Regions from separate parts of the Homo sapiens genome. Here region 1 is linked to region 2. The links are chromatin loops, found by intact Hi-C in ENCODE. Cell type or tissue: CD14-positive monocyte. All regions are shown on one strand. Each heading gives the region's core, and the rest is flanking DNA. Links, peaks and the distances in the headings are about the cores only. Region 1 overlaps OSBPL9 (oxysterol binding protein like 9). Region 2 overlaps OSBPL9 (oxysterol binding protein like 9).

Region 1 (16,656 bases), core at 3,960-11,959, 65 kb after region 2:
CCAAGTGGAGACAACAGAAAAATTAACATGTAATACAATGTAACAAGTAATTTCATGGCTCTAAATTACAAATGTAAAAAAATAGGCCAGGCATGGTCGCTGGTGCCTGTAATTTCCAATGCTTTGGGAGACTGGGTTAGGAGGACTGCCTGAGGTCGGGAGTTAGGAGACTGAGTTAGCAAGACTGCCTGGGCAACACAGTGAGACCTCGTCTCTAAAAAAAAAAAAAATTTTAATTAGCCAGGTGTGGTGGTGCACACCTGTAGTCCTAGCTACTCAGCAGGTTGAGGCAGGAGGATTGCTTGAGGCCAGGAATTTGGGGATGTAGTGAGCTATAATCGCACCATTGCACTCCAGCCTGGGTAAAGAGCAAGATCCTGTCAAAAGTTGGGGGGAGAGCGAGGAGGGGGAGGAGAAGCAGGAGTGGGGGAAGAAGGAAAAAAAAATGTAGAGGATAGGGGAGAATTAAACCTGTTAGAAGTATGCGGATTAGAAAGGCTTCACAGATGAGGTAACATTTGAAAAGTCTCTTAAGCGATGAGCTCATCAGATAGGGGGTGCAGAACTTCCATGATATAAGAAAAAGAAAAAGTCAGAAGCAATGAGGAATGAAGAAGCACAGTGAGGGAAAAGGAAGAAACATAGTGTGATTCAAATATAGGATGGGATGGATGGGGCAAGGGCAAGATCAGTAGTGCAGTCAATGATAGCTCATTAAGCTCATTTGGAATCTAGATGCAGTATCACTACCATATTCATCATCATCATCATCGTTGTCATCCATAGCAGTTACTGTTTCCTATACATACATAATTGCTAAGCCTCATTACAACCGTACCAGTTATATCACGGTATCCTCATAAAAGTTAAGAAATGTGCCCAATGTCAGAGTCAGTAAGGGAAGAGCTGAGTAAAATTCAGCCCCAGGTCTCTCTGATTGTTTCTACACCAGTGGTCCCTCTTGGTTACACAACATAATTACCTGGATAATCTGTTTAAAAATAAAGGTTCCAGAACACTACACTAAAGCAGCCTATCTAGAAGGTGGACTTGGTAACTGTATTGTAAACAAACCCTCAAGATATTTCTTGACTAAAAGCCTCGGCAGTTTAATTTTTGGAAAATACTACAAAGCCTAGTAAAATGCACGTGTGTGCACACAGAGGGACAAACACACACATACATGTTTCTAATTATTAAGTTCCATCTATGTGCCAGGACCTAATCGTCACAAAATTCTGCAAGAAGAGTATTATCTCCACCTTAAAGAAGAGGAAACTAAAGCTCAGGAAGCTTATGATAGCTTCCCTTTTCCACTCAACAAAGGAATGGGTAAAAATGGGAATCAAACACAGGTATATTTGGTTCTTCTCTGTCATGCTGTGTAGTAGGCAGAATTTTAAGAATGACTCTCACAGACCCTTGCCCCTGTATAATCTCCTCCCCTTTGAGTATGGATGAAAACCATGAATATGATATCGCAGGAGTAATTATGTTACATTACATGGCAAAAGGGAGATTATTTGGTGGACCTAATCCGATGTCATCACATGAGGTCTTTTAAAAGCAGAGCATTTTCTGCAGCTGATAGCCGAATGGGAAGTCAGAAAGATTCAGAGCACCAGAAGGATTCAATGCACATCGCTGACATGAAGATGGAGGGGTCTAGGCCACGTGACCAAGAATACGTGCAGCCTCTAGAAGCTGAAAGCAGAACACAACTGACAGCCAACAACAACAAAAAACAAAAAACAAACAGGGCTTCAGTTCTACAATCACAAGGAATTGAATTCTGCAAATGCCCTGAATGAGCCTGGAAGAGGACTCTTCTTCAGAGCCTCCAGATAAGGGCCCAGTCCAGCCAACTCCTTGATTTCAGTCATACGAGACCTTAAGCACAAAACCCAACAGAGATGTCTGACCTATAAAACTGTGAAATATATGGGTGTTTTTGTGTGTATGGTAAAACATACTAACATGAAATTTATTATTTCAACCATTTCTAAGTGTATAGTTCAGTGGCATAAAGGACATTCACATTGTTCATGATGTGATGATCACCATCATCACCATCCATCTCCAGAGCTTTTTCATCTTTCCAAACTGAAAACTCCATACTCATTAAACACTAAGTCCCCATCTCCCGTACTCCCAACCCCTGGAAACCACCATTCTACTTTCTGTCTCTGATTTTGGCTACTCTAGGAATCCCACATAAGTGGAATCATACCCTTTTTGTCTTTTTGTAACTGGCTTATTTCACTTAGTCTAGTGTCCTCAAGGTTCATCTATGTTGCAGCATGTGTCAGAATCTCCTTCCTTTATAAGACTGAATAATAATAATAATAATAATAGACTGTATTTATATACCACATTTTTTATCCATTCATCAGTGGATGGCCACTTGGATCCTTTCCACCTCTTGGCTACTGTGAATATTGCAAATAATGCTATGAATATTGCAAATAATGCTATATATCCATGTTATATATCCTATGAACATGGATATATAAGCATCTGTTTCAGTCCCTGTTTCCAATTCTTTTGGAAATATACATATAAACACATATATAAGTGGTTGTTTTTGAAGCCAATTCATTACCTTTAAAATTTGGTAAATAATAGGAAATAATCAAGCAGTCATCTTGCCTATTTTAACTGCACCACTGGGTAACCAAATAATAGATGAAATGTCTCCTTATAAAATTATTTCTGATAAAAATTAAAACAAAATGATAGCCTGTCATTATTTTGCAACCCTCAGTGAGTTAATGGGTGTAGGTACTGAACATCAATAGCTGCTAATATCAACAAAGGGCAAAAACTAGACACTATGTTCTTCCTGCTAAAAGAACACACCACCACCTACAGTCTTGCCAAAGGGATCAAACCTAAGTCTGATCCAGTCTCTGGATCCAGCTGCCAATTTGCAGCAAAAACAATGGACAGAGGAATGTAGTGAACTGCACCACCGTGCAATCAGTAAAATCTATACTATGGAAAATTCTTATAGGTCAAAGGGTCTGGATTCCTTTTTTTTTTTTCTTTTTTTTCAGATAGGGTCTCAGGGTCTCACTCTGTCACCCAGGCTGGAAGGCAGTGGCACAATTATGGCTCACTACAGCCTTGACTTCCTGGGCTCAAGTGATCCTCCTGCCTCAGTCTCTCAAGTAGCTGGGACTATAGGCATGTGTCACCACATCCAGCTAATTTTTTAAATTTTTTGTAGAGATGGGGATCTCACTATGTTTCCCAGGCTGGTCTCGAACTACTGGGCTCAAATGATCCTCTGCCTCGCTCGGTCTCCCAGTGTTGGGATTAAAGGCGTGAGCTCCAGCACCCAGCCGGTCCAGATTCTTCAACAGACAAATTGTAAACAAAAGACATCAAGTTAAACAAATAGGTAAGAAAACTATAGGACTTAGGGATACACATTTGGGTAAAAAAGTTATAACCAAATGTAAGAAGTGATTACTTTAGGAGACATATAAGGGATGTAATTTATTTAATTGGGGCACGTGGAGAGGCTTCAGGTATAGCTGACAAAATTCTATTTCTTAAGGTGGTAGTTAGAAGGGTTAATAATTAATTAAGCTACATTTAAAAGCAAAAACAAAAAAATAAAGACAGACAAAACCAGTGGATTAACTGTAACAATGAGACAGTGGCCTAAATCCAAATGGAATTCAACTGCAGTGCTCTGTCAAGACAGTTCTGCTAAAGTCTCACTACTGAACTTATCTCAAGCCAAAAGAGCAGTTAATACCAGACTGACTGGTGACTGAGGTCAACAGCAAGTGCTTAGAAAAGTAATTACACCAAACAGACAAAAGAGAAACCAAAGGAAAATTTTAGAAAAAAAAAAACAAAAACTAGAAGTTGAATTTTTAAAAATCTTTGTGCTATCACATATATACCATCTGATTGAAACAAGCCTGTCTCATTTCCATCCTGCAAATCTCCCATACCTACTCCTATCTCAGTGCCAGGATTTTTCTATTATAATTTGGTGTCTTTCTCAGCGGTATTTCCCAGTTCTATCAAGGACTGTTAACAAGGGCAATAATATGTTTACCAAATATATTCACATCTTCAAAAGTAAGGATGCAGAAAAAAAGGTGGAAGAAAGAAGTCAACAGGGTCCTGAAGAAAAGGTTCCTAGAAGCTGATTAACCTAGTTATGATAGAGGCCACTTTTCTTCATATACAATGGGATACTAGAAACTGCATCCCTAGCCATGCATTCTTTCTTGCCTTTACCTATTTGAACAATGGTGGAAACTGAAAGCAGCATGAAGCTATAGGTCTGCACCATAAGGCAGCCACTAGTCACATGTGGCTATTGATCCCCTTCTCTGAAGTACAGCTAGTCCTAATTGAGATGTACCCTTTGTGTAAAAAACACACTGGATTTTGAATAGTTAGTATGGAAAGAAAGATTGTAAAATATCTTAATTTTTTTTTATTAATCACATGTTAAAATAACAATATTTCAGATATACTGACCTAGATAAAATATTAATTTTGCCTGTTTCTTTTTACTTTTGAAATGTGGCTTACTAGAAAATCTTAAATTATAGATGTGGCTAACATTGTATTTCTACTGGACAGCACTGCTATATATACCATGATTAAATAGTGCTGAACAGGAAAAACAAAGCAGCGGCAGCTAACAGTTGGGATTTTTCCATTTTTTCTACTGTTGATATACCACCAACACCATAACTCACTTAATTTCCAGCCCTTGTCTCTTGTCTGTAAAGTAGAGGTTTAAGAAAATCAGAACATGCATTAAGTCATAAATACAACATTGAATCATGGGCCAAAATAACTGAGTTCTAGTCCTGGTTCTGATACTGACTAACAGTTACTTGGAGAAATCACATTTTCTCTCTGAGACTTAGATACCTGCCCCAACAATTATGTAAGGAAGCTAAACTAAATTTAGACTTCCATAATTCTATCAGAATACAATTTTCTTCTGTCAAAATTGATTTTCATAAAAATGAATAAATACTCACTCTGAGTCTAACACATCCTCTGCGAGAGCCTCTCATCATTTTGTCCTTGGACTAAAAGAAAAACAAAGCATTCAATGAATAAAACATTAACAGACTGGTAAATTGTTTTTAGAATCATCTGGGGATAAAAGGACAAGATTTACAGTAATACCCATCCCTTCTGCCAATTTCTCTTCCAAAAAGAAATTACTTATGGATAGGAAAATAAACAGATTTTAAATGAAAATGTCATACAGTCTATATAAATTAACCTAATCATAGAACTTTACACATACCTTTAATGTAACATATATTACATCATTATTTTCATTCCTTCTTCATTCCCTTAAGTACGAATGTTTCTCATACTTTAGAGAGTCAGAGAACCACCTAGAAGGCTAAGAATCACCTGGAGGTTTAAGAATCACTCCCAGATAATTATTTTTTTTTGTTTTGTTTTGAGATGGAGTCCCGCTTTGTCGCCCAGGCTGGAGTGCAATGTCTCAATCTTGGCTCACTGCAACCTCCGCCTCCTGGGTTCAAGCGATTCTCCTGCCTCAGCCTCCAGAGTAGCTGGGATTACAGGCACCCGCCACCATGCTCGGCTAATTTTTGTGTTTTTGATAGAGACGGGGTTTCACCATGTTGGCCAGGCTGGTCTCGAACTCCTGACCTCAGGTGATCCACCCACCTCGGCCTCCCAAAGTGCTGTGATTACAGGCGTGAGTCACCGCACCCAGCTGCCCCCAGATAATTATGACAAAGGCAAACAGAAGACCATACCTCAAGAAGTATTGCTTTAGCTTTACCTCTGCAATTCCCCAAATGGGTAACATTTTTTGCTTCTGTGACTTCTCATCCAATGTCCCTCAGTTTGGAATTTTCTTGACCCAAATGTTCTGCCTCGTTGTCATTCCAAGCACCTTAGCTCTGTCTGATTTAGATTTCCACCCTGGGCTCCCAGAGTCTTCTGTGTGTTCCCCTGTTGTGGCATGCATCACCCTGTGTTATAATTGCTGGTTTACTTCACCCACAAGACTACACATACCTTAGGGGGTAGGAATTGTATCTGACTTATGCCTCAGAACAGTGTCTGGTACACATCAGGTGCTCAAAAAACATTTACTGATGAAATGTAACTTAGCCTTTCTGTGTCTCTTACTAAACTGAGCCAAGCAAAGCCTATGTTATGCAAAAGTGCTATGTTTACATTCAGTAAATATTCCTAAGAGTAAATTAGTCATGTGCAATACAACAAAGTAACATCTCAAATAATGGAAGTTGAACAAATACTTAATACTTGAACAACTGGTATTTTCCTGTACTCCACCTGTGTGAGAAAGCAGCAAAACAAGCCAATATTGAATGATTATGTTTTAAAGATGATTATCCCACATGAAACTATAGATGCCCTACATCCAAAGTCTTGAGCCGTAAGAATTCATGTTCAGAAGTGATTACCGAGATACTAAACAGAGTATTCTTTTTGTTCTAACTATAAATATCAGGAATCATATATTTTAGGAAAAAAATTTCTCAATACCAAGCAGAGTTGAAAAGAGTTCTTTACTAATAACACAGTGAAAGAAAACAGTTGATGAAAACATTCCTTAAGCATTTAGTCGCCCTTTTACTGTACCCTATACTTATCTTCCCTTCAAGTGTAAAGGAAATACACAAAAATAATAATTAGATTTGAAAATCCCTGATGAGGTTAGAATGCAAAATTAACCCAAACAAGGTAAGAATATATTCATCCTTGATCCTCTTCTACTATAACACAATTTTTTAAATAAAATTACAGTAAACAGAAAAAAGGCAAGACAGGTCCCAGTGGTAATACAACTATTAGGGTTACAAATTAAACAACATTAAGAGGGCCAATTATAATCCTAGTCGTTTCCTAATTTCCTAATCCAGCACTTTGGGAGTCCAAGGCAAGAGGGTCACTTGGGCCCAGGAGTTTGAGGTCGGCCTGGGCAACATGGCGAAACTCTATCTCTACAAAAAATACAAAATATTAGCTAGGTGTGGTGGTACACACCTATAGTCCCAGCTCTCAGGAGGCTGAGAGGTGGGAGGACTGCTTGAGCCAAGGAGGTCAAGGCTGCAGTGAGCCATGACCACACCCCTGCACTCTAGCCTGGGTGACAGAGCAAAACCCTTTTTTCAACAACAACAAAAAAGAAAAAACTAAGAGAGATAACTGAAAATAATTAAAACAAATACAACCAGGAAATAATCACGCAAATCCAGAATGTGTGACATTCTACAAAACAACTGGCTTAGATTCTTGCAAAATGTAAAAAAAAAAAAAAAAAAAAAAGACTAACATGTAAACAATCGTAATAGAGCAAAAATAAGTGCTGTGGACTCCAGAAGGCTCCTCCCAGTCAAGGAAAAAGATCAGGGAAGGAAGCAAAACTGAAATGATCAGGTTTCAAGTTTCAACCTGGGGCTTTAAAAAAGAAAGAAAGAAAAAAGAAATCTGATAAAAAGAAAGGGAAGGTAGTGGGGGAAAGGCCATTCCAAGACAAGGAAACAACATCAGCGAAGGCACAGATGTAGAAAACTTTACTTTCCTATTCATAGGAGAGTAGATGTACAGACAAGAGCACAGGGTGCAGACAGGAACTTACAGATAAGACTGAAGGCCAGGAACAGTGGCTCACGCTTGTAATCCCAACACTTTGGGAGACTGAGGTGGGCAGATCACTTGAGTGAGGCCAGGAGTTCAAGGCCAGCCTGGCTAACGTGGTGAAACCCTATCTCTACTAAAAATACAAAAATTAGCTGGGCATGGTGGTGCACACCTGTAATCCCAGCTACTTGGGAGGCTGAAGTAGGAGAATCCCTTGAACCTGGGAGGCGGAGGTTGCAGTGAGCAGAGATGGCACTGCTGCACTCCATCCTGGGAAACAGTGTGACTGTTTCAAAAAAATTAAAATTAAACATTTTTTAAAATGAGGCTGAAAAGAAGATTACAGGGACCAGATCCTGAAGGGTCTGAAAAAAAACATGGAGTAGTTAAGGAAATTTAACTTTATTCAATAGTTAATGGGGAGCTACTAAAGGTTTACAAAGAGGGCAATAGCATTCTTAAAGGTGTGTTTTAGAAAAATAACACCGTTAAATAAGAGGACTTGGAGAAAGGGATAATAGCAACATTAATAATAACAATAGCAGAAGCAGCAGATCCTCACTCATTGCTGCCCCTTATGTAACAGGCACTTTATATACAGTAAACCTTACAAGCCTTTGCATGGTAAGAATTATTCCTATATTAAAAATGAAAATGACACTAGGGATATCAAGTAAGTTACCCAGTGTTACATATGTAAAATGTGGCTGAGTTGCACAGTTGGAGATGCCTGTCCGGCAAATCATTCTCCCAGACCTTATCTGAGCTGTAATAGCATCAAATTATCCTCTTTCACAATAGCACAGGGCCCTCTCCCTCCCTCTCTCCACTCAGCTTTAATGCGGGGCTATAGGGAAGCTGGTGTGACTGCTTTCACCAGACACAGCCTTTTCTGATAAAGGAAGCTGACCAATCACAGGACCCACTACCCCACAGGGCAGGACAGAGTCATCTCCCAGGAAGTTTTTCAACCGGGGCAAAGGGAAGAGCTCCCTCCTATCTGCTCTTGAAGCTGTGAGGTACAGAGGCCACTGGTCCTGTGCCTTCTATGCGAAGAAAGCAAGCCTACACAGCAAGAGAAGCACAGAGATAAGGAGGAAAGTCCCAGCTGCCAGTGATCTTCAGCTACCTCCTGGTCTGAAGCAAATCTGTCTAAGCCAATGCCATTCACCAAATATTAGGTTATTTCTGATGAATCCTAGTAGCTTCTGGTAATGAAAGAAAGGTAGCTGACATAACGCCAGCAATCTTCCTACTGAGTGTTATCTTACCAATGTTCTGAAACCTGCTAACAAATGTCCTTTTTCAAGCAAATTGGCACAAATAGATATGTGGTCTACAGCCCAGTAACTGTCACTCTCTCTGCCTCCAGCTACAAGGCCCGGTACCTTAAAAAAGGACCACTCTGAAATGAATGCTACTGTCTTTTCAGCTGGATGACAAAACAGGATTACCCCCATGAAGTGGGAATATCGAACTGATATGTTCTACTCAGAAGGGGTTCTCGGGCTACTCCTGAGCTCAAGCAATCCACCTGCCTCAGCCTCCCAAAGTGCTGGGACTACAGGTGCGAGCCACTGTGCCTAGCCAAAAGTTGGTTCTTTAAAAAATCAACAAAATTGATAAATCATTAGCTAGACTGACCAAGGAAAAAAAAGGGGATTCAAAGTACTAAAATCAGGAATGAAAGAAAAAAAACATTATTACCAATCTTACAAAAACAAAAAAATTCTAAGGAAATACAAGGAACAACAAATTAGATGAAACCAATAAATTCCAAGAAAGATATAAACTGCCAAAACTGACTAAAGAAAAAATAGAAAATCTGAATAGACGTAAAATAAGTAAAAAGACTGAATTAGTAATCAAAAAACTTCTCACAAAGAAAAGCGCAGGCCCAGATGGTGAGTTCTATAAAATGTTTAAAGAATTAACGACATACCTTCACAAACTCTTCCAAAATATAGAAGAGCGAACACTTTCCAATTTTTTCTATAAAGCTAGTATTATTCTAATACCAAAACCAGAAAAAAAATCGTACGTAAAAAACAGTATCTGTTTCTAATATAGATGGACAAATTCTCAACAAAATACTAGCGAACAAAATCCAGCAAGATATAAAAAGGATTATATACTATGACCAAGTGGGATTTATCCCAAGAATACAAGGTTGAGTCAACGTATAAGAAACAATCAATATAATATACCATATTAATAAAATAAAGAACAAAAATCACATGATCATCTCAAAAGACACAGAAAACGTACTTTTAAAAAAATCTAACACCATTTCATGATAAAAACCACTCAACAAACTAGAAACAGAAGGGAACTTCTTTGAGTTAATAAGGGGCATCTATGAAAAGCCCAAGGTAACCGCATATGTAATGATGAAAGATTAAAAGCTTTATACCTAAGAACAAGACAAAAATGTCTTATCTTGCTACTCCTGCTCAACACTGTACTGGAGGTACTAGCCAGAGAAATCAGGCAAGAAAAGGAAATAAAGGCATCTAGATTAGAAAGGAAGAGTTTAAAGTATTTCTGTTTGAAGAAGACATAACCTTCCATATAGAAAATCCTAGGGGGCTGGGTGCAATGGATCACACCTGTAATCCCAGCACTTTGGGAGGCTGCAACAGGTGGATCACTTGAGGTCAGAAGTTCAAGACCAGCCTGGCCAACATGGTGAAACCCCATGTCTACTAAAAATACAAAAATTAGCTGGGAGTGGTGGGCGCCTGTAGTCCCAGCTACTCAGGAGGCTGAGGCTAGAGAATCGCTTGAACCCAGGAGGTTGTAGTGAGCCGAGATTGTGCCACTGCACTCCAGCCTGGGCAATGGAGCAAAACTCCGTCTCAAAAACAAAAAACAACAACAACAAAGAAAATCCTAAGGAATCCACACCAAAAACAAACTATTAGAGCTAATAAATGAGCTCACCAAAGTTTCAAACAGAAATTCAATAACAAAAATTAATTGTATTTCTATACTTTCAGATTTAAAAAATTTGGAGATATAACTAAGAAAACAATTCCATTTATAATAGCATCAAAAGGTAAAATACTTATTAATAAATTTAATAAAAGAAGCATAAGACTTGTACACTGAAAACTACAAAACAACACAAGGAAATTAAAGAAGACCTAAATAAATAGAAAGATACCTCATGCTCTTAGATTGAAAGACTTAATGTTGTTAAGATGGCAGTACTCCCTAAATTGATTTACAGATTCAATATAATACCTATCAAAATCCTAACTCCCCTTTTCTGTTGTAGAAATTGATAAGCTGATGCTAAAATTCAGTGGTTTTGCAAGGGACCCAGAATAGCCAGAACAAACTTCAAAAAAAGAACAACATTGGAGGACTCACACTTCTCAATTCCAAAATGCAACACAAAACCACAGTAATAATAGACAGTGTGGTACTGACATTAGGATATGCATAGGATCAATGGAATAGAATTGCAAGTATAGAAATAAACCCATACATACATAATCAAGTGATTTTTTTTTACAAGAGTGCCAAGACTATCCAATAGGGAATAGTCTTTCCAACAAATGATGATTAAACCATATGTAAAAGAATGAAGCTGGATACCTACCCTATGCCATAAAAAAAAGTTAACTCAAAATGGATCCAAGACCTAAATTTAAAGGGTAAAACTATTAAGTTCTTAGGTAAAAACGTAGGTATAAATCTTTGTGACCTTGGAATCAGCAATGGTTACATGATACCAAAAGCACAAGCAATAAAAGAAATATTAATAAACTGGGCATCATCAAAATTAAAAACATTTGTCCTTAAAGAACACTATCACACTAAGGCAGGAGGATCCCTTGAGCCCAGGAGTTTGAGGTTATGATGAGCTATAATCATGCCACTGCACCATAGCCTGGGCAACAGAATGAGACCCTGTCTTAAAAAAAAAACCAACCAAACAAACAAAAAACACTACCAAGAAAGTGAAAAGACAAACCAAAGAATGAGAGAAAATATTTGCAAATCATATATATCTGGGTAGGGGTATAGTATCGAGAATATATACAGAACTCGCACAACTCAACAATAAAAAGACAACCCAATTTAAAAATGGGCAAAGGATGTGAGTAGATATTTTGCCTAAGAAAATCAAGTTAAGAAGATAGTTTCAGCTGGTGATAAGTGTTAAGAAAATAAAGGAAGGTGATTGTCTTAGTGCATCTTGTGCTACTATAACAGAATACCAGAGACTGCATAATTTATAACAGAAATTTATTTTCTCAAGTTTTAAGGGGCTGGGAATTCCAAGATCCAAGCACCAGCATCTGGTGAGAGCCCTATTTATCGCAGAGCAGAGGGTGGAAAGGCAAAGAGTACAAGTGAGCGAGCCCTTTTTGTGATGGCGTTGATCTGTTTACAAGGGGACTGCCTAAACACTTTCCATTAGCCCCCACTTCCCAACACTGTTGCAGTGTTGCAGTTAAGTTTCCAACACATGAATGCTGGGGGACACATTTAAATTAGAGCAGTGATGATCAGAAAGTTATTGTTGGGAAAGGAGGTTCTATTTTAACTTAAGTAGCTTGAAAAAGCTCTTCAAGGAGTTGATACAAGAACTGAGATTTGAATTAGAGGACCGAGTAAAGTGAAGAATCTGCGGGCAAAGTCCCAGGCAGAGGGAAGAGCAGGAAATGATTCATCAGTAGACTTGCTCTCCCATTCTCGGCAAGGGCTATTTCACATTTTCTCCACTCTCTCCCTCAGCACATCTCCACCTGGCTTTCTCAAAGGCATTTAAAACTCAACATGGGCTGGGCGCGGTGGCTCACCTCTATAATCCCAGCACTTTGGGAGGCTGAGGCGGACAGATCACATGAGGTCGGGAGTTCAAGACCAGCCTGGCCAACATGGTGAAACCCTGTCTCTACTAAAAGTACAAAAATTAGCCGGGTGTGGTGGCACACGCCTGTAATCCCAGCTACTAGGGAGGCTGAGGCAGCTAGAATTGCTTGAACCTGGGAGACAGAGGTTGCAGTGAGCCGAGATTGCGCCACTACACTCCAGCCTGGGCAACAGCGCAAGACTCCGTCTCAAAAACAAAACAAAACAAAACTCAATATGTATAAAACTAACTCGTGATCCTGTCTCTCTTCCATCCAATCAATCAAAGTCCCCTCATTTCTGTCTCATAAAAGCTCTCAAATCTTCTTTCATGAGGTCATAAGGGAAAAAGAAAAACAAACTCTCAAAACCTTTCATTTAACCTCATCTCTACCATCAACCACCCCAATCCAGCCCTCTACAATACATCCCAATATTGTATCACCTGCTTTTTTTTTTTTTTTTTTTTTTTTTTTTAGACAAGGTCTCACTCTGTTGCCCAGGCTGGAGTGCAGTGGCACAATTTTGGCTCACTGTAACCTCTGCCTCCTAGGCTCAAGTGATCCTCCCACCTCAGCCTCCAGAGTAGCTGGGACTACAGGCATGTGCCACCACACCCAGCTAATTTTTTTTTTCCTTGTAGAGAAGGGGTTTCGCCTTGTTGCCCAAGCTGCCTCAAACGCCTGGGCTCAAGCGATCTACCCACCTCAGCCTCCCAAAGTGCTGAGACTACAGGAGTGAGCCACCGTACCCAGCCTGTATCACCTTCTAATTCTTCTCTATCTCTTCTTCCTCTCCTCCAATCCTTTCTCCACACAGGAGCCAGGAGTCTTTTCAAAACATGAATCTGATCAGGTTACTTCTTCGATTAAAAAACAAAACAAGCAAGCAAGCAAAAAAAAGTACTTCATGGCTCTACATTGCACTTAAAATAAAATGCACATTTATCAATTTGCTCTCTCTAGAGACCCTGCTTGGCCTGGCTCCAGCCTACCTCAAAATACCCCATCATCCCTGGGCCCCACCCACACTCATCTTTCAGTTCCCTGAACCAGCCAATCACTTTCTTGCCTAAGGACTTTTACATGGATTGTTCTCATTGCCTGAAGTGCCTTTACTCATCTACCCTCACTCTTTTTACTGGCTAATTCCTACTTACCCTCAGTTCCCTGAGGAGGGAAGCTTTACCTGAACCTCTAGAGCAGATAGCCAACCCTTCACTTCTAACAAGGATATAATAAAACCCTTTTTTTCCCATAATACTGTGGGAAAATAAAATCCTATGGGCTTGAGTGTATCCCCCAAAAGTTCATGTGTTAGAAACCTAATCCCTCCGTCCTCATGAATAGATTAATGAGGACTCTGTCCTCCTTGATGGATTAATGTCACTATCACAGGAGTGTGCTCTTTATTGATGGAGTGACTTTGTCGTAAAAGCAATTTCCCTCACCTCTCTTGCTCTACCTCTCTCACCATGTGATGCCCTCCACCATGTTATGAAGCAGCAAGAAGACACTATGCTCTTCCAGCTGCTAAAACCATGAGCCAAAATAAACTTCTTTCCTTTATAAATTATCTAGTCTGTGGTATTCTGTTATAGCAACAGAAAACAGACTAAGACATAAAATGTCCATGGATTTCTCAATGTTCTTCTAAAAAGCTCTAGGGTCCTGGCAACATTTCTGCATGCCATAAGGATTAGATCTTTTGTTTTCAACTGGTCTGGAAGGATAATAAAACCCTCTCTCATTTCCCAGAGAAGTTTGAAAGGTTACAGCCTGGAGCAGTTCCCTAGGCCAAGCTTCCAAGGTGCTAAGAAAAGGGGTACAGCTATCTCCCTAGATATTTGTATGTAAAAAGAGATAAAACTCCAGATATGCCAAAGGGTTGGAGTTAGGATTTAGGCTTATTACCTTTCCTAAGTGACCATTTCATGAGGGGAGGGGGACAGTTGCCTATTTCCCCTTCATAGGAGAGAAAAATAATTTTTCCTTGTCCCCCACCTACAGAGTGTCTGGCTACTCACGCAGGACAATTGACCTGGCTTTTATAGCATCATCCTAGGGGTAAGGACTAGGGCAAAAGCAGGCCAATACATTTATTATTATGAAATGTCTCTGATCCAGAATACCTTGTGTGCATTCATGATAAAATTAACAAAGATAAATAATTAAGAGCCTGCCAAGTACTTTATAAATCTGTAATTAAACAATTCTGAAATTACTTAATTTCATCATCCCTATTAGCCTTAAATTCTAGGAGAATATTGACCTATTACACAGAGGAAACTCAAAAAATATTGAATAAATGATAGGACGGAGACACGTAAGTACAGCTAGCCATTTAAATTTTCATTAACGTAACCCTCAATTTTATGTACTATGCCTCAACAGCCAGTAATTTGAAGCTTCTATTCTTATTCTGATTATGTTGGTCAGAAAATTAAAATCGGCTGCCCAAAGACAAATTAAACTTCACAGATTTTAGTGTGTTACTAAGTCTGTTAAACCTGCCTCAAAGGAAAAAAAAACATTTGGCCTTTACGCTAGCTACCATCTTTATAACCACTTGACACTTACCTTTTTTAAAAGTCAGTACTTTTTCTGTAAAGAAACATCTAAGGAATGCTGATTCCAAACATTCTAATCAATACTGTGTGCCTAGATCTAGGCAGCAAACACCTTAGGATATCTAGATTCTCTTCGATATACTGTCAGTGTGAAAATCAATTTATTCTGTAGATCTAAACAGATATTTATCTCGGCATTGACCCGGTGCTCCCAGGAAGCTGAGAAACAGATCCTAACCTCCAACTGTTACATTATCAAAATAGTTGGTGATATAATCAACACATTTGTAAGGCCCTGCTAGAAGTAATCTAGGATGGGGTTAAGCAACCAAAAGCAGCTTTTTGCTGGCTATAGAATAAAGAACCTTCTGGAAATCAGTAAATTAATAAAATCAGAAACAATTTTTATTTTCCCAGGGTAAGAAATTTCTGAAAGAGTCACATAAGTCTATCAGAAAGTAGAACTTATCTTGCCAAAATTAATTTCACAAACTATTCTAGAAAATATCCTTCTATGGCTTACTTAATGTGAGAAACATGTATTTATAGGAATACATACTGTAATGGACTGAATGTTTACATCCCCACAAAGTTCATATGTTGAAATCCCAACCCCTAAGATGATGGTATTAGGAGGTGCGCCTTTGGGAAGTGATTAGGTCACAAGGGCAGAGCCCTCATGAATGGGATTAATTCCCTTATAAAAGAGGCCCCAGTCAGAGCAAGGTAATGACCAACAATGAGATGACCTGCATTCTCAAGAGAATAGCTCATAATAATCTCAAATCACACAGCGGTCTGCCTGCTTGGTCCATTTCTTAAATCCTTAGGAAAAAGTAATTTTAAGAACATACTAAGAACTATTTAGCTAAATGTCAGTCTTAAATCTGCTTTAATATGGCAACGCACAGTGGCTCACACCTGTAATTTCAGCATTTTGGAGGCTGAGGCAGGGGGATCACTTCAGGCCAGGAGTTGGAGACCAGCCTGGGCAACATAGTGAGAACCCATCTCTAAAAAAAAAAATTTTTTTTAATTAGCCAGGTGTGGTGGCACACACCTGTAATCCTAGGTACTCAGGGGGCTGCGGTGGAAGGATCCTGTTAGCCCAGGAGTTAGAGGTTACAATGCACTGCACTCCAGTCTGGGCATCAGAGTGAGAGCCTGTTTCAAAAAAAAAAAAAAATTATCTTTACATTACTATTATTCCCACCCTATCTTTCAGAACCTAATTAATGCCTGGGACCTGGAAGGTATTATTAATAGATAAATGTCTGCTCAATGAATGGTCCCAGACCACTTTCCCAGTTATCTTACTCATCCAACAAACATAATTCACTCAAAATATGCCCATTCAGTCCCAATTCAAGCTATTCAACACTCCCAAGTAACACAGGGGAAACCTTTTCCCCGGTTCTGTAAACTTTCAGTCCTCTTCAATCAAATTTTTACAACTGTATTTTAAATTATTACAATAAAACAATTAGAGATTAATAATATCTAATAAAAAGCACTAAATCAAAAGCACAAAAGTAACTACTTGATTATATCTTGATTGTAACTACTTAATTGTATCTCCA
Region 2 (16,656 bases), core at 4,427-12,426:
TTTCACTATTTTGCCTGACTGGTTCCCAGAAGTCTCAAAACTAAAGTCAGTCAATTTCCATGTAGAAACTTTAGCCAGATATCACAAATACACCACCAAGCATGTATACGGTAGAAGCAGTCCCTACTTTATGATCAAGGCCACCATTGCTCCAAAAGTTTGTAAACTGTTTGCAATTTTTAATGCATTATCCAACAGAAAGAAATATTTGGTTCAAGGTTAGGAATGAATACCCTCTATACAACCCCACAACGCCTTGTTCACCACTGTATCCTTAGCATCCCTTCAAACAAGGAATGGCATGTATTAGGTACTTAAGAAATGTCTGTTGAATAAATAAAATGTCAGGTACTATGCTATAAAATGGCAAAATAAACTACTAAAAAATGTTGAAAATGGTGAGTCTGGGAAGTAGGAAAGTACAATGACAGGAGGCCATATTTTTGCTATATGAGCCTTTCAGTACCACTTAATTTTCAAAATTATTTTAGATAGCAATTATTGCTCTGATTTTTACAGGTAACATTCTGTGTTGGTCACTTTATTCTGAAAAAACATGTAGATTTTGTTGAAAATGCTTGAGTTGCCAAATTTGATTAGAAATACATAACTCCTTGCCACAAGATGAGTGAAACTGCTTTGTGTTGTCTAACTACTTCTATCTATCTATCTATCTATCTATCTATCTATCTATCTATCTATTTATTTTAGAGATGGAGTCTCATTATGTTGACCAAGCTACTCTTAAACTTCTGGCCTCAAGCAATCCTGCCTTGGCCTCTCAAAGTGCTGGGATTAGTGGCGTGAGCCACCATGCCAGGCAATCTTAAATCTTTATACTAGACTAGTTCCATAAAGTCAAGGGCTACATGTAGTTGTATTCAATTATATCCTCTACAACTAGTACAATGCATGAAACATAGTAAATGCTTAAAAAATATTTACCAAATAAATAACTTTCCTGTATGCTCTAAATGTTCCAAATTGAGCATGCACTATTTAACTGGCTACTTCTCCATTCCACTTTACCTGTGGAAGAGGTGACACATCTGTATTGCAACCATTTCCTTTGGGAGACAAAGGACTTCAAGGGAGAACGAATACACCTATTTTTCTACATGATATGAAAATATAATCTAACAAGGCCAGGGAAAACAATACAGTTGTGATAAACCGATCCTTATATACTGAGAAATTAAAATGGATGCTCAAAAAGCTAATCTTCAGTGAAGTAGTTCAAGAAAAATGCTCAAAAGATTTTTATTAATCTACTCAGACACATAATCCATTATAGCTATTGAGGGTAGAATCAAGGCATCCCAATACTAAAGATTCATTTTTCAGCAACTCTCCTAAATTGTACCTTAAATACAATTAAGTTATGTTAATCTATAACGAAAGTTGGGCAGACATGTAATTATCATACCTGATACTTCTTTTGGGAAAAAAAAAGGTTTTACAATGTCTCTATTGATAATGACTTGTAATTTTATTAGGCTGGTGCAAAAGTAATTGGACCACCCTAAAACCACATCTCCTTTTCATATAATGATGTTTTACTCACAGACTCAATGGTATTTCTAATGAGGCTTGTACCAGCCCACCCTGTTCCCTTCAGCCCTCCCTTTCCCTTGTATACTCTTATAACCTTGTATACAAGGTATCATGGCCTTTCTCTCTAGGGGCTTTAGATAAAAGCTAGTGACGACAAAAAAAAAAAAAAATTAACATAAAATTACAGGCAGTACCAATGAAATTCCAATTTCAGCCAGGTGTGGTGGCTCATGCCTCTAATCCCAGCACTTTGGGAGGCTGAGGCAGGTGGATCACTTGAGGCCAGGAGTTCAAGACCAGCCTGGCCAACAGGGTAAAACCCCATCTCTACTAAAAACACAAAAAACTAGCCAGGTGTGGTGGTGCGTGCCTGTAGTCCCAGCTACTTAGAAGGCTGAGGTGAGAGGACTGCTTGAGCCTGGGAGGTCGAGGCTGCAGTGAGCTGAGATTGCACCACTGTACTCCAACCTGGGAAACAGAATGAGACTCCGTCTCAAAAAAAAAAAAAAAAAAAAAAATTCCAATTTGATAACCACCAAAAATAAAATCTACATGAAGTAGCCACAAAAACCATACATATGAGGACAATTAATGCCCAATTTCTTAGCCCAAAGAATAATCATAGAAACCATTTAAATTTTTGAAATATCAACTGATGTATAGCATAAAGTTAAGAAACATAAAGGTCAGTCAGGCGCGGTGGCTCACGCCTGTAATCACAGCACTTTGGGAGGCAGAGGTGGGTGGATCACAAGGTCAGGAGATTGAGACCATCTTGACAACATGGTGAGACCCCGCCTCTACTAAAATACAAAAAATCAGCTGGGCGTCGTGGTGCACATCTGTAATCCCAGCTACTTGGGAGGCTGAGGCAGGAGAATTGCTTGAACCTGGGAGGCGGAGGTTGCAGTAAGCCGAGATCACACCATTGCACTCCAGCTTGGGTGACAGAGCAAGACTCTGTCTCAAAAAAAAAAAAAGAGAAAAAGAAAGAAACATAAAGGTCTATACAACTCAGTTAAACATCTGCATGAGCATCTTCAAACTTGAATCTAAAATACTTGAATCTACAACAATCTCCTGTGTTTTCATTCCTGATAGCCTATAAAAATTTGTATAGCCACACACTGTTACTCAGCTTAGTAACAACCTTAAAACCAAGTTACTTCATTGCCCATATTTGTACTTATAATCAAACTGGCACAACATACTACTTGTCATAGAAGTGACACTGACCAAGTAAATGGCATATCTATATGAAGTCAAAGCCAACTGACCCCATGGCATGTGCTATGCCAAGGAAGTCTTCCCAGTAGTTAGAACAGAGAACACATCATCACGTTCCACATGGTAGTGTACGTATGTCATAGTTTAAAAGAATCTATACCCTAACGATGAGTACCATTTGCACATTGTAAGTAGTGACCCACTTTTAGCAAGGCAATATCATTCATCACATTAAATTAATGTTAATTTAGATTGTATTGCTTTGTATTATGTTTAACTTGAAATTTTCTTTTGGATGTATAGTTCTATAAGATTTTAAACCTAAAAAATTTACACCTGGCTTTATGTTTGCCCACATTAAATAACATTATACTTAATACTTTACTTATATATTGGCATTCACAGCCTGCAAGAGTTTTTTCTAAAATGGGCCCCAATTTACTCAAGTTTATAAAACTGATTTTTATACCTGTATGACATCCAGACAAGCTGCTATAACTCATATTTTTTACAATATAGGAAACTATAAAACCTACAGGATGTAACATCCTGAGTCTTCTTGTGATGATCAATCCCTTACTTGATAATCTCTCAGCATTTAGTTTGTACTAAAGCTTACTAGGGTTAAAAAAAAAAAAGAATCTGAAAAGTTCCCCTCTATTAATCAGTATCATCAGATATCTACTGAATGCCTCTTACTGGTTAAGAAAGAGAGGATTAAGAAGCACAGCACGCCCTCTGGTCTCCCCTTCAAGGAACTTCCTCTTTGGCTGAATGTAAAGACATGAAAAGATACCATAAGCTGACATACAACAAATTTAGAATGACTACTGGAATTCAGCTTCCATAAGAGCCGAAAGGATGAAGAAGATCTTAGTTATCTTCTGTCACCTTCAGTCTATCCTAATTACAATTTGCTTTGGGGAGGAAAGAGAAGACAAGCTTAGTCTTAGCCATGCTGAAGTGGAATTCCAGGGAGACATCTAACTGGCAAAATCCAAAAGGAAAAAAAGTGAGACTAAAGCTACATATCAAAAGAGATATAAAGATTAGGGGGAAAAAGAGTCATCTTACAGAAGGTTTAGCTGAATCCATGAAAACGGTGGGGGCTGCTGAAGGGTGATGGAATTAGGTCACAATCTGCAAGAAAACATCCTGTGGTCAAGGTAATGTATGTAGTGTTAACCTTGGGAAAGAGCAAGAATATGTTTTCTTCGAAATATTCAAAGCAGAGAAATAAAGTACAGGTGAAGTCACTAAGAACTGTTGAAGAAGAAAGCCTTCATTTATGAAGAAGGGAACAGGCTATAATTCGATACTGATTACAATGAAAACAGTCTACTGTGAGGATTCAATTGGAAACCAACAAGAAGTCAGTAAGATGACTACTAAATCGTAACAGATACCCAGTTAAAGTCAGACAAAAATTGTGATAGATACAACCATCTTGCTTTTGTGACCTCTAACAGTTCTAGAAGCAGAAAAATCAGACAACGGGGGCCCTGGGGAATGAAGACCAGAATGGTATACAGACGAACTATCCAATGACAAGAAATTCTAAAGGTGATAGCAAAAACAATATATAAATTTTTAAATTTTTGTGGGTACATAGTAGGTATATATATTTTTGGAGTATAAATATTTTGATATAGGCATGAAATAAGTAATAATCACATCAGGGTAAATAGGTATCCATCACCTCAAGCATTTATCTTTTGTGTTACAATCTAATTATACTCTTCTAGTTATTTTTAAATGTATAATTACTGTTGACTATAGTCACCCTGTTGTGTTATCAAGTAGATCTTATTCGTTCTCATTTTTTTGTACCCATTAACCATCCCCACTCCCCCTACACTTATACGCCCAACCACCCTTCCAGCCTCTGGTAACCATAATTCTATTCTCTAGCTCCATGAGTTCGATTGTTTTAATTTTTAGCTCCCACAAATAAGTGAGAACATGTGAAGTTTGTGCCTGTCTTATTTCACTTAACATCATGACCTCCAGTTCTATTCAAGACAGGATTGCAAATGACAGGATTTCATTCTTTTTCACAGCTGAATAGTATTCCATTGTGTTTATATACCATGTTTTCTTTATCCATTCATCTGTTGGACACCTGGGTTGCTTCCAAATCTTGGCTATTGTGAATAGTGCTGCAATAAACCTGGGTGTGCAGGTATCTCTTCCGTATATTGATTGCCTTTCTTTTGGATATATACCTAGCAGTGGGATTGCTGGATTATATGGTAGCTCTATTTTTAGTTTTTTGAGGAACCTTCAAACTGTTCTCCACAGTGGCTGTACTAATTTACATTCCTACTAATAGTGTATGTGGGTTCCCTTTACTCCACATCCTCACCAGTACTTTGTTATTGCCTGTCTTTTGGAAAAAAAAAAAAAAAGCCATTTTAACTGGGGTGAAATGATATCTCATTGTAGTTTTGGTCTGCATTTCTCTGATGATCAATGATGTTAGGCACCTTTTCATATACCTCCTTGCCATTTGTATGTCTTCTAACAAAACCAGTGATAAAGCAGCAGACCAGAAGGTCTCCACTGGGAAATGGGATGAGCAAAACAAGAAAGTACTAAATGGCCAGGAAAAACAGAGAAGTAGGGGTCAGATCAAAATGAGAGAATAAAAGTTCAGAAGTAAAGTGATAGAGGAAGATGAAGAAAAGAAAACTGTTGTCAAAGAAAACGCTTTTTAACTTAATATTTTGCAGGTGGTTCAGCTCTTAGTAATGACAAGACCAATGGAGTGGAGTTTAATGGCTAAAGTAGATAAAGTTCAATGAAAAAGGAAAACATGGCTGGGAATGGTGGCTCATGCCTATAATCTCAGCACTCTCAGAGGCCAAAGTGGGCAGATGGCTTGAGCCCAGGAGTTCGAGACCAGCCTGGCCAACATGGCAAAACCGCATCTCTACAAAAAAATACAAAAATTAGCCAGGCGTGGTGGTGCATGCCTGTAGTCCCAGCTACTCAGGAGGTTGAGGTGGGAGGATCACTTGAGCAGGGGAGGCAGAGGTTGCAGTGAGCTGTGATTGTGCCACTGCAATGAGTGAGACTCTGTCAAAAAAAAAAAGGACATATAAATACAATGAGGTCAAGAATTAGACTGGGAAGCACTATTATGTAGTAGGAGCTTCCTCATCTATAAACTGAAGTGGGTGGGGGGAGTTTTGTGAGAATTTTTTTTTAAAAAAAGCAAAAGAAGAGAACCTAACATGGCAGTAGATACTAGGATATGTTTTAAAGGTAGGTTGCTGAGATCACTGCGTCTCCTCTCCTATACCCCTTTGGAAGACAGCTCCGTGAGTGCCCATCCCACAGTGCCTAACAGACAGTATGTTATACATCTCAAAATATTCAATAAACAACAATGGAAAAGCAATCTCTACATCAACCATTTGTTCATTCATTCCTTCAGTTATTTCTTCATTTAACTAACATTTACTGAGTGCTACTGAATACCAGGCACTGGCAGAGGGAATGGTAGGAACAGTAGTTGCATTGTAATGGCAACTAACATTTACCAAGTTTTTACTATAGCCAGGCATTATTTCAACCAGTTCTCATCCAATATTAGTTTATCAAGTTCTAGCAAGTTTACGTTAGTTTATTTAACCACTAAAACAACTCTATGAAGTAGGTACTCTTATTATCCTCATTTTATAGATGAGGCCACTGAAACTCAGAGACAGTAAGTTGAATGTTAATGGTTAAATGTAAGTGGTGGGCTCTGGGATACAAACACAGACATTCTGGCTCTAGAGTGAAGTTCTTTACCACACTTCACTACATCTGAGAAAATAATCTTTTGCCAGTCAAATGAACATTAATTCCATATTTCTAAATGTCCTATCTTCTCCATGCATTAAATGTAGGAAAAAAACCTCTTGTATTACATGTACTTTTAAATATCAAAGCTATTAGAAGTCTAAGACTTCTCAAAGTTATCTTTTTCTGCCCATTATTCCCAAAGACATACAAGCTCTCTTCTTAGCAAAAGCTGAAAAATTCCAATATTGGATCTAGTTAGGAACCTGAACTTATGATGTCAACATCAGCTGATAACAAATAAACAAGAAGAATATGATAAGGAGATAGTGAATTGTGCAAATACTATAGTATTCAAAGGAAAGAGATCATTTTGAACTTGGGGGACTGGGGAAGGAAAGGCCAGTCGGCAGAGGGTTCATAGAAGAGGTCAGTTCTAAACTAGGCTTTGAAAAAAAGGGTAGAAGACATTTCACAGAGAAAGGACATCACACACAAGAATGTGGAGGCCACAAATGAAAAAATGTATTTGAAGGAAAGCAAGTAAGCAATAGCACTCTAGGTTTATGTAGGGGTATAGTGGCAGAAATGCCTACAAGGGCAGGTGGCTCTTGTTGAATGTTGAATGTCAGTCTAACCAACAATGGGGGGGCGGGAAATCTCATCTGCCACATTCAGTCTAATATGATCACTAAAACACTTATCCTCCCCTCTTAGGCCAGGTGTGGTGGCTGAGGCAGGAGAATTGCTAGAACGCACGGGGTGGAGGTTGCAGTGAGCCGAGACAAACCACATCTAACTAGATTTACTTTCTGGGGTACAAAGTGAGACTCTGTCTCAAAAAAACAAAAAACAAACAAACAAACAAAAAACACTTATCCTCCTCTTACAGGATCACAAATTTGCTAAAATGATGCTATAGTCATTTATGAAACTGCCTAAATTTAAAAGAAATCTACAGGAATTACAAATTGCTTTTAAAAGGCATAACTCACAGAGTAGCTTAAAGATTTCCTACTTCAATTTCATATTCATTTCTTAAAGTCCCCTAATAACCACATCCTTTAATAATGTTTTTTAAGCCTCTACTGAATACTTTCAAGTGATGGGGGGTTTACTATCTTGTAGGGCCTAAGATACCCTATGTCACCTTATCTAATCAAGTCAATTCCTGATATAGAACAAAGTACAGAGAAAGGGTTATAAAACATGTTTTCTACAATTAAATTTTCTAAATTAAAACAAAATCCCCTATGTACCACAAATATAAGCTCTTTCACTGGAGAATAAACATAGAAAAATATCTTCAGTGTAGTACGGCAGACGTTAGTTGCATGTCACCCAACATCTGTTTTTCCCTATTCTGACTTTGGTGCGGGTCGGGTTGGGTAGGATGAACACACCTTCTACCCTATCAGCAATGTGTTTCTAGTGAGGCCAGTAACATCCCAGCTCCAGGGTAGAATCTATGACTGTGAAATTGTGACTGGTCAGGATTTGACACATGGCCAAAGCTAGGGTGATGAGCAATAATTGTGTTACTCCTATTAAGGTCTAGAAAGAATAGCCTCCTATGGACTCGGTTCCAAAAATGGGAGGCTGACATTGCTACAACCACCTTACCACCACCAAGGGAGAACCTAACCGAAAATGAAGCCAATGCAAAAGTGGAACGTAGAAATAGAGATGGGAGATCTGAGTCCTCATGACATGAATTACCTAATTCAAACCACATCTAACCAGATTTACTTTCTTCTTCATGAATCAGTTTGGGTTGAGTTTTCTTTCACTACCATACAAAAGAGTACTAACTGACACATACGGTAATAGCCAAATCCTTTAACAAGAAAATGAGGTGAACTTCTCAGTATTTACCTATTATCATGCATAATTATGTAATTTGGTTGTATTGATAACTGACTACAGATATTAAATTCTTAAAATAAATCTGGCATATTTTAACATAGAATTTCACTTTCAACATTGTCTTGCACTGTCTTGTTTCTAGACAAAAATCAGTATTTTACTCTGCAGAAAGCAGGAGAAAATAAATGAGTATAACTTTACTATAACTGTAAAGGAAAAATAAGCAACTCAGAAATTATAAGTTCCTATTACATCATACCACAGTTATTTAAAAAAAAAAAACAGAAAACAGACAAAAAAAGAAAGCAACAACTAATGAACTATCTGGAAACCATGTAAAGACCCTTACTTGAAGCTGGAGAGTATGTCGAAGAATTGTTTCTTCTAAGGCATGGATCCACTTCTCTCGCTCATCAGCATCACGGGCTGGAATAAAAGATTATACATTAAAATTAAAAGTTTAATTCTATAATATATCTCCATATTTGAAAATATCATTTTAAAACTATGATGGCTAACAGAAAAGGTTTTTAGTTGTACCATTTCCTTAATAGGTTCAGCTTGATCTATTAATATTTTTTACAGATATGCAATCTACTTGCAACAATTTATAAGAAAGGGAATAATTGTGTTCAATAATAGCAGGCTACATAGTTCAGACCAACCTTCCCACTGAGAACAACTAGAAAAGCTAGACTGATTTTTAAAAAACAACTGGTTGAAGGCATCACAAACCAACAAGGTAATAAAGAATTACCAAGCCAAGATCTGGGAGAAGACAAAAAATTTAGAAGATAAACCTTGTATTTAGGGACACTTCTCATGGAGGCATTGCAAATTCCAGGAGAGGAATTGCAGACCGGACAATGCACTTAAAAGCTTGTCAGTGTGTGGCGGAAGCTGGTATATGAGAACTCTACTTTCTGTTCAATTTTGCTGTGAACCTAAAACTTCTTTAATTTAAGAACAAAAAAAAACTGGCTGGGTGCAGTGGCTCATGACTGTAATCCCGGCATTTTGGGAGGCTGAGGCGGGCGGATCACCTGAGGTCAAGAGTTCAAGACCAGCCTGGCCAACATGGTAAAACCCCATCTCTACTAAAAATACAAAAATTAGCCAGGCATGGTGGCGGGTCCCTGTAATCCCAGTAACTCAGGAGGCTGAGGCAGGAGAATCACTTGAACCCGGGAGGCGGAGGTTGCAGCGAGCCAAGATCGTGCCACTGCACTCCAGCCTGGGCAACAGAGGGCGACTCTGTCTCAAAATAAATAAATAAAATAAAATAAAATAAAAAAACAAAAAAAACCAACCACACAAGCCTTTTCAGGCCAGAAGTTGGAAGCCAGGGCCCACCAACAATGGGAGCTCTGGTAAACAGTCCATGTTCTAGTTGGGACCCCAAACAACTTCTCTGTGGGAGTAGTGATAAACTAGAATTAAAACAATTGCTTGGTCATATGGGTGGCCCAGAAAAATCTTGATGCCTGAAATTGATTTAAATGATCACAGATTTTTAGTGACGCCAGGCATCTACTAGCAAAAGCAAATGAAAATCTTTTCTGTAGGAAGATAACATCATCTTAGCTGCTAAATTAAATTTACATAAACAATTTTTAAAATACAATGTCTAGCACATAAGCAAAGATAACCAAGTACACATAAATGGAGACACTTTTGGAGACAAAACCACACATAAATGAGAACCAAAAGACAACAGAAACAGATCAACAGGAGCTCCAGATTATTGCATAAATGACATAATTTTTTCCTTTTTTATTTTTAGGGTTTTTTTCCACTTAGATTTATAAAATAATCAAATCAAATATAAATTCCAAAAGTGACAAATAATCAAAATTAAGAATTTAATAGATGAGTTCAACAGCAGATTAAGTACAACCAAAGAGACAATTACAGAACTGGGAGCAGTTAGAAGAAACCCATGAGAACAAAAGACAGTAAGTCAAAGAGATAGAAAATATAGAAGTAGCTCTCCCTCTCCCTCTCCCTCTCCCTCTCCCCACGGTCTCCCTCTCTTTCCACGGTCTCCCTCTCATGTGGAGCCGAAGCTGGACTGTACTGCTGCCATCTCGGCTCACTGCAACCTCCCTGCCTGATTCTCCTGCCTCAGCCTGCCGAGTGCCTGCGATTGCAGGCGCGCGCCGCCACGCCTGACTGGTTTTGGTGGAGACGGGGTTTCGCTGTGTTGGCCGGGCCGGTCTCCAGCCCCTAACCGCGAGTGATCCGCCAGCCTCGGCCTCCCGAGGTGCCGGGATTGCAGACGGAGTCTCGTTCACTCAGTGCTCAATGGTGCCCAGGCTGGAGTGCAGTGGCGTGATCTCGGCTCGCTACAACCTACACCTCCCAGCCGCCTGCCTTGGCCTCCCAAAGTGCCGAGATTGCAGCCTCTGCCCGGCCACCACCCCGTCTGGGAAGTGAGGAGTGTCTCTGCCTGGCCGCCCATCGTCTGGGATGTGAGGAGCCCCTCTGCCTGGCTGCCTAGTCTGGAAAGTGAGGAGCATCTCTGCCCGGCCGCCATCCCATCTAGGAAGTGAGGAGCGCCTCTTCCCGGCCACCATCACATCTAGGAAGTGAGGAGCGTCTCTGCCCCGCCGCCCATCATCTGAGATGTGGGGAGCGCCTCTGCCCCGCCGCCCCATCTGGGATGTGAGGAGCGCCTCTGCCCGGCCGTGACCCCGTCTGGGAGGTGAGGAGCATCTCTGCCCGGCCGCCCCGTCTGAGAAGTGAGGAGACCCTCTGCCTGGCAACCACCCCGTCTGAGAAGTGAGGAGCCCCTCCGCCCAGCAGCTGCCCCGTCTGAGAAGTGAGGAGCCTCTCCGCCCGGCAGCCACCCCATCTGGGAAGTGAGGAGCATCTCCGCCCGGCAGCCACCCCGTCCGGGAGGGAGGTGGGGGGTCAGCCCCCCGCCCGGCCAGCCGCCCCGTCCGGGAGGGAGGTGGGGGGGTCAGCCCCCCGCCCGGCCAGCCGCCCCGTCCAGGAGGTGAGGGGCGCCTCTACCCGGCCGCCCCTACTGGGAAGTAAAGAGCCCCTCTGCCCGGCCAGCCGCCTAGTCCGGGAGGGAGGTGGGGGGGTCAGCCCCCTGCCCGGCCAGCCGCCCCGTCCGGGAGGTGAGGGGCACCTCTGCCCGGCCGCCCCTACTGGGAAGTGAGGAGCCCCTCTGCCCGGCCACCACCCCGTCTGGGAGGTGTGCCCAGCAGCTCATTGAGAACGGGCCAGGATGACGATGGCGGCTTTGTGGAATAGAAAGGGGGGAAAGGTGGGGAAAAGATTGAGAAATCGGATGGTTGCCGTGTCTGTGTGGAAAGAAGTAGACATGGGAGACTTTTCATTTTGTTCTGCTCTAAGAAAAATTCTTCTGCCTTGGGAAAAAAAAAAAAAGAAAATATAGAAGTAAGGGTAAGCAATACAGCGTATGAGAAAATGTAACACACATGTGATTGGAACCCCAGAAGAAGACAAAAGAGAGCATGGCACGGAAGCACTGTCCGGCTGAGAATTTTCCAAAACTGATTAAAGACATTCAGAAGTCCTAGGAATCCCAAGCAAGATAAATCAAAGAAATCCACAAGTTGGGCACATCTCAGTAAAAATACTGCAAACCAAAGATATAGGAAATATCTTTAAAACAGCCAGGGAGAAAAAAGGACAGGTTACTTTCAAAGAAACAACAATTAAATTCAGGTAGGCTCTCAAAAGAAACAATGAGAACCAGGAGACAATAGAGTACGACATTTAATGGCTAAAAGAGAGTAACTGTCAATTTAGAATTCACTGAAATATATCCTTTATGAATTAAGATGAAATAAACTCATTTTCAGACTGACAAAACCAGAATCTGCTATCGGCAGATGCTCATTAAATAAAATTCTAAAAAGTATTCTTTTCTAGGCATAAACAATGCCTGATGGAAGGTGGTAGGAGCTGCACAGAATGAAGAGCAACAGAAATTATAAGTATGTGGCTAAAACTAAATATTCTCTACATACAATCATAATATTTAATAATATCTTATGGGGGTTTTTTCTGGCTCTCAGTGTCCTGTTTTTATTGTTTTGCAGCAGCACACCTAACACAGAACATAATTACAAATACTCACTGTGCAAAAGAAGAGCTAGTGCTTAAGTACAAATGGGAAATACAATTCCTTTTATTTAAATAAATACTTAAACACAACTCAGGTCCTATAAGCATCTGGACTCTAGGTCTGAGCTGGAGTTGCCTCGCCTGTGTGCTCACAATGACGTCATGATTTTCCCACCCCCAGTAATCAATACATGGAATCAGGTGCCAAAGGGGAATGTGATCACAATGAACCCCTTTTCTAGAGCCTACCTCAGCCCTCTACAGACATGATCTCTGGCCAGGACAAAGATGACCAGAATTTCTTGAAGGTCCATAATCTACAATAGTTAAGTATTCTACATGATTCTCTGGGTTGCCATTTCTATGGAGGAGACATATGCACTTAGGTGACTTTCTTCAGCTCATAATACAGGCCCAGACTTGGCCCCATGCCTGTGAGGATGTTGGACCATGCATCCTTGAAGGAGGCTTCGCCCCTTCATTTTAGGAGAGCTTCTGCCAACAATCAAGGGCACCCGTGTTCGTAATATCACCTCCTTTGCACCTGGACTGCATCACCATCCGCCCGCACTGTGAGGAGTAGGTAGGAGGCCACATGGGCCACTGTCATGGCCTGGCAATCATCCAGCTCACCATGTGGTGGGTGTTCTTGGGGTCAGGGAGCATGCCCTTGGCTGTATCATACACGCTGAGGTAGGTTGCCCAGTACATATGGATGCCCTGCACCGAGATGCTGAAGCCCTGGGACAGGCCTCGGATCCCATCAGCCTTGATCTTCTCCAGGCAGTCTGCCAGGCCTTTGAGCTCCCACTATATGCCCAATTTCCCAACGTTGGCTGCCAGGCAGGTTCTGGCAAATTCCAGGGGATAGAAGAAGCACAGGGAGATGGCCCCAGCCGCCCCTCAGGAAGCCAGGTTGCCTGCAAAATATCTCCAGAACTGTGCATGCTTATGCACGCCTCCCAGAAGGACCTGCTTGTACTTATCCCTAAAGGCAAAGTTGAGGGCTTGCATGGGGAAGCAGTGGATGGTGCTGGCCAGGTGCCCCTCCAGAAGGACAAGTGCCCTGCTCCTTGGGGATGTGGACCTTGCAGCCCACCACACCACGCCTTTGTACGGTGTCGCCACAATCTGCTTACTGGCATGTTGCACCTGCAGCAGTGCCTTGACTGGCTCAACTCGGGTCGCTGCCCTCTTGGAAATAGCGAGGGCAATGCCTCCGGCCAGTAAGTCCTTGACAAAGGAGTGTGGCCTGTTCCATCCTGCTGGCCAGCGGGCAGCGGAGGGAGGGAGGGAGCTGCTTGCTCAGCTCTGCTGCTGCTGGGACCAAAAGGCTCTCATGGGATTTTAAATAAATATATGCAAAATTAAACTGCATATAGATTGTATATACAAAACAACTGCATATAGATTGGAAAAGGGAAAATGGAATAAAAAGTTTTAAGTTTCTTACATTGTTTGGGAAGAAGATAAAATTATCAATGATTTTGATAACTGAAGGATTCATGTTATAATATCTAAAATAATCACTAAAAGAAAAGCTTTTTAAGTGTTTAACTTCTAAAATTAAAAAATCCAATAATAAAGATAATCCAAAAATTGACAAGAAAGGAGAAAAAAGAAATCGAATATACGAGACTGAAAGAAAGCATACAGTAAGATGGCAAATGTTTAAGCCTAAAAAATCAATAATTAAATGTGAGTGAAGTAAACGTGCTAATTAAAATACAAAGGCTTTAAGATTTGTAAAAGTATATGATGCTTACAAGTGACACGTTACATCACTTGCATTAATCAATAAAGCAAGCAGATGAAACATTAATAAGGACATAGAAGATTTAAACAGTCTGATGAATAAACTTGATTCAATGAACATATACAGAATGCTGAATACAACAAATGTAAAACAGATATTCTTTTTAAGCAGAACACAGAATATTTCTAAAAACTGACCAAATATTGGACCCTAAAACAAGTCTCAACAAATATCAAAGGACTGAAATCATATATTCTCTAACCATAGTGGAAATTTAAGCTAGAAACCAGTAAAAAAAAAAAAAAAAGAAAAAGAAAAAAAAAGGATAAATTAGAAAATACTAGGGTTTTTGATGCTCTCTGCTCCTCTCATTTGACAGACAGCCGCCCCTTCTCATGCACCACCAGCCGTGTCCCTGAGACACCATGGTGAAAATGAAGGCTGGAATAAACGGATTTGGCTGTATTAGGCACCTGGTCACCAGGGCTTCTTTTAACTCTGGCAAAGCAGGTATTGTTGTCATCAGTGACCCCTTCTTTGACCTCAACTACATGGTCTACATGTTCCAGTATGACTCCACCCATGGCAAGTTCCATGGCAGCATCAAGGCTGAGAATGGGAAGCTTGTCATCAAGGGAAATCCCATCACCATCTTCCAGGAGTGAGATCCCACCAAAATCAAATGGGGGTGACACTGGTGCTGACTATGTTGTTGGGTCCATCAACAACTTCACTACCATGGAGAAGGCTGGGACTCACTTAGAGGGGAGAGCCAAAAGGGTCTTCATCTCTGTCCTTTCTGCTGACACCCCCATGTTTGTGATGGACATGAACCATGAGAAGTAAGAAAATAGCCTCGAGATCCTCAGTAATGCCTCCTGCACCACCAATTGATCACTGCACCCCCATCCAAGGTCATCCATGACAACTCTGGCATTGTGGAGGGACTCATAACCACACTCCATGCCATCACTGCCACCCAGAAGATGTGGGTAGATGGTACCTCTGGGAAACTGTGGCATGACGACCATGAGGCTCTCAAGAACATCATCCCTGCATCTACTGGTGCTGCCAAGGTTGTAGGCAAGGTCATCCCCAAACTGAATGGGAAGATCACTGGCATGGTCTTCCAAGTCCCCACCACCTACATGTCAGATCTGATCTGCCATCCAGAAAACCCTGCCAAATACGATGACATTAAGAAGGTATTGAAGCAGGCACCAGAGGGCCCCCTAAAGGGCATCCTGAGCTATACTGAACACCCGGGTGTCTCCTCCGACTTTAAGTGAGAACCACTCTTCCACCTTCCATGATGGGGCCACCACTGCCCTCAATGACCACTTTGTCAGGCTCAATTCCTGGTATGACAATGAAAATGAATCTGGCTACACCAACAGGGTGGTGGACCTCATGGTCCACATGGCCTCCAAGGAGTAAGTGCCCAGGACCACCAGCTCCAGCAAGAGCACTAACTAAAGGACAAGAGAGGACCTCAGCTGCTGGGGAATACCTGCTGCACTCAAATCTAACAGAATAAACAGACATGCAAAAATCTCTTCTTGACACAGTTTCCATGCCAGACCCCCTGAAGAGGGAGGGGCCTGGAAGGCCCCACCTTGTCATGTACCATCAATAAAGTCCCCTGTATGCAGCCAAAAGGAGAATGAAAGAAAGAAAAATAAAACAAAATACTGAGATGTTTTGGAATTTTTAAAAATAAATACTTCTAAATAATCCATAGGTCAGGAAAAAATATCTGCACTAGAAATTAGAAAACATGTAGAACTGAATAAATGAAAATATGATATATGGATTCATTGGATACAGTTAAAGTAGTGCATAAAGGGAAATTTGTAGCCTTAAATGCATATATATATATATAAATTCATATATATATTAAATGCATATATATATAAAAGCAAAAAGGCTGAAAACAACAAGAAGTTCAAAATGAGTAGAAAAGGAATTGATAAAGAACATAAATTAATGAGATAGAGGGCAAACATTCAATAGATAGGTCACTAAAGCCTAAGTTGGTTACCTAAAAATAACTAATGAAATTGATCAACCTCTAACAAAAATGACAGGAGGAGGAAGGGACGAAGACAACACAAACATGATGGCACAGATCATTAATGCCATGAATAAGAAAGAGGACATCACAACTGATGCACATACTCATAACTCCCTGACTATAAAACTGAAAATTTTAATTAAGTGGAAAATATTATTTAAGGAAATACAATTTACCAAAACTACCACAATAACAACTTTAAAAACCTAGATAGTGCTATAACTATTAGGTTGGGCCACAGGAAAGTACCCTTTTGGTAGGTCAAAAACACTCTAATATTAAAATAATT

What was found. Peaks named below come from ENCODE experiments on the same cell type or tissue, not always from the same donor. Only the 100,000 strongest peaks of a DNase experiment are listed, where the experiment ranks them.
Region 1: a loop joins it to region 2, with 2.2 times the contacts of the local background. A loop is called at or near these places in 3 of 110 quality-filtered maps.

Annotation. Positions count from the first base shown.
Region 1 is chr1:51,640,407-51,657,062 of GRCh38, reverse strand. It overlaps OSBPL9 (oxysterol binding protein like 9), which reads right to left. Exons shown (of 24, transcript NM_024586.6): 2 at 5,022-5,072. Among named protein-coding and RNA genes, the nearest start is that of OSBPL9, 32 kb to the right of the region's middle. RefSeq lists a silencer at 9,035-9,243. In CD14-positive monocyte, for the core only: no CTCF peak of the experiment used is centred there; a DNase peak (open chromatin) is centred at 8,522; H3K27ac peaks cover 1,289 bases.
Region 2 is chr1:51,706,209-51,722,864 of GRCh38, reverse strand. It overlaps OSBPL9 (oxysterol binding protein like 9), which reads right to left. Exons shown (of 24, transcript NM_024586.6): 4 at 8,786-8,862. It also overlaps the pseudogene GAPDHP51 and the pseudogene SLC25A6P3. Among named protein-coding and RNA genes, the nearest start is that of OSBPL9, 97 kb to the right of the region's middle. In CD14-positive monocyte, for the core only: no CTCF peak of the experiment used is centred there; no DNase peak of the experiment used is centred there.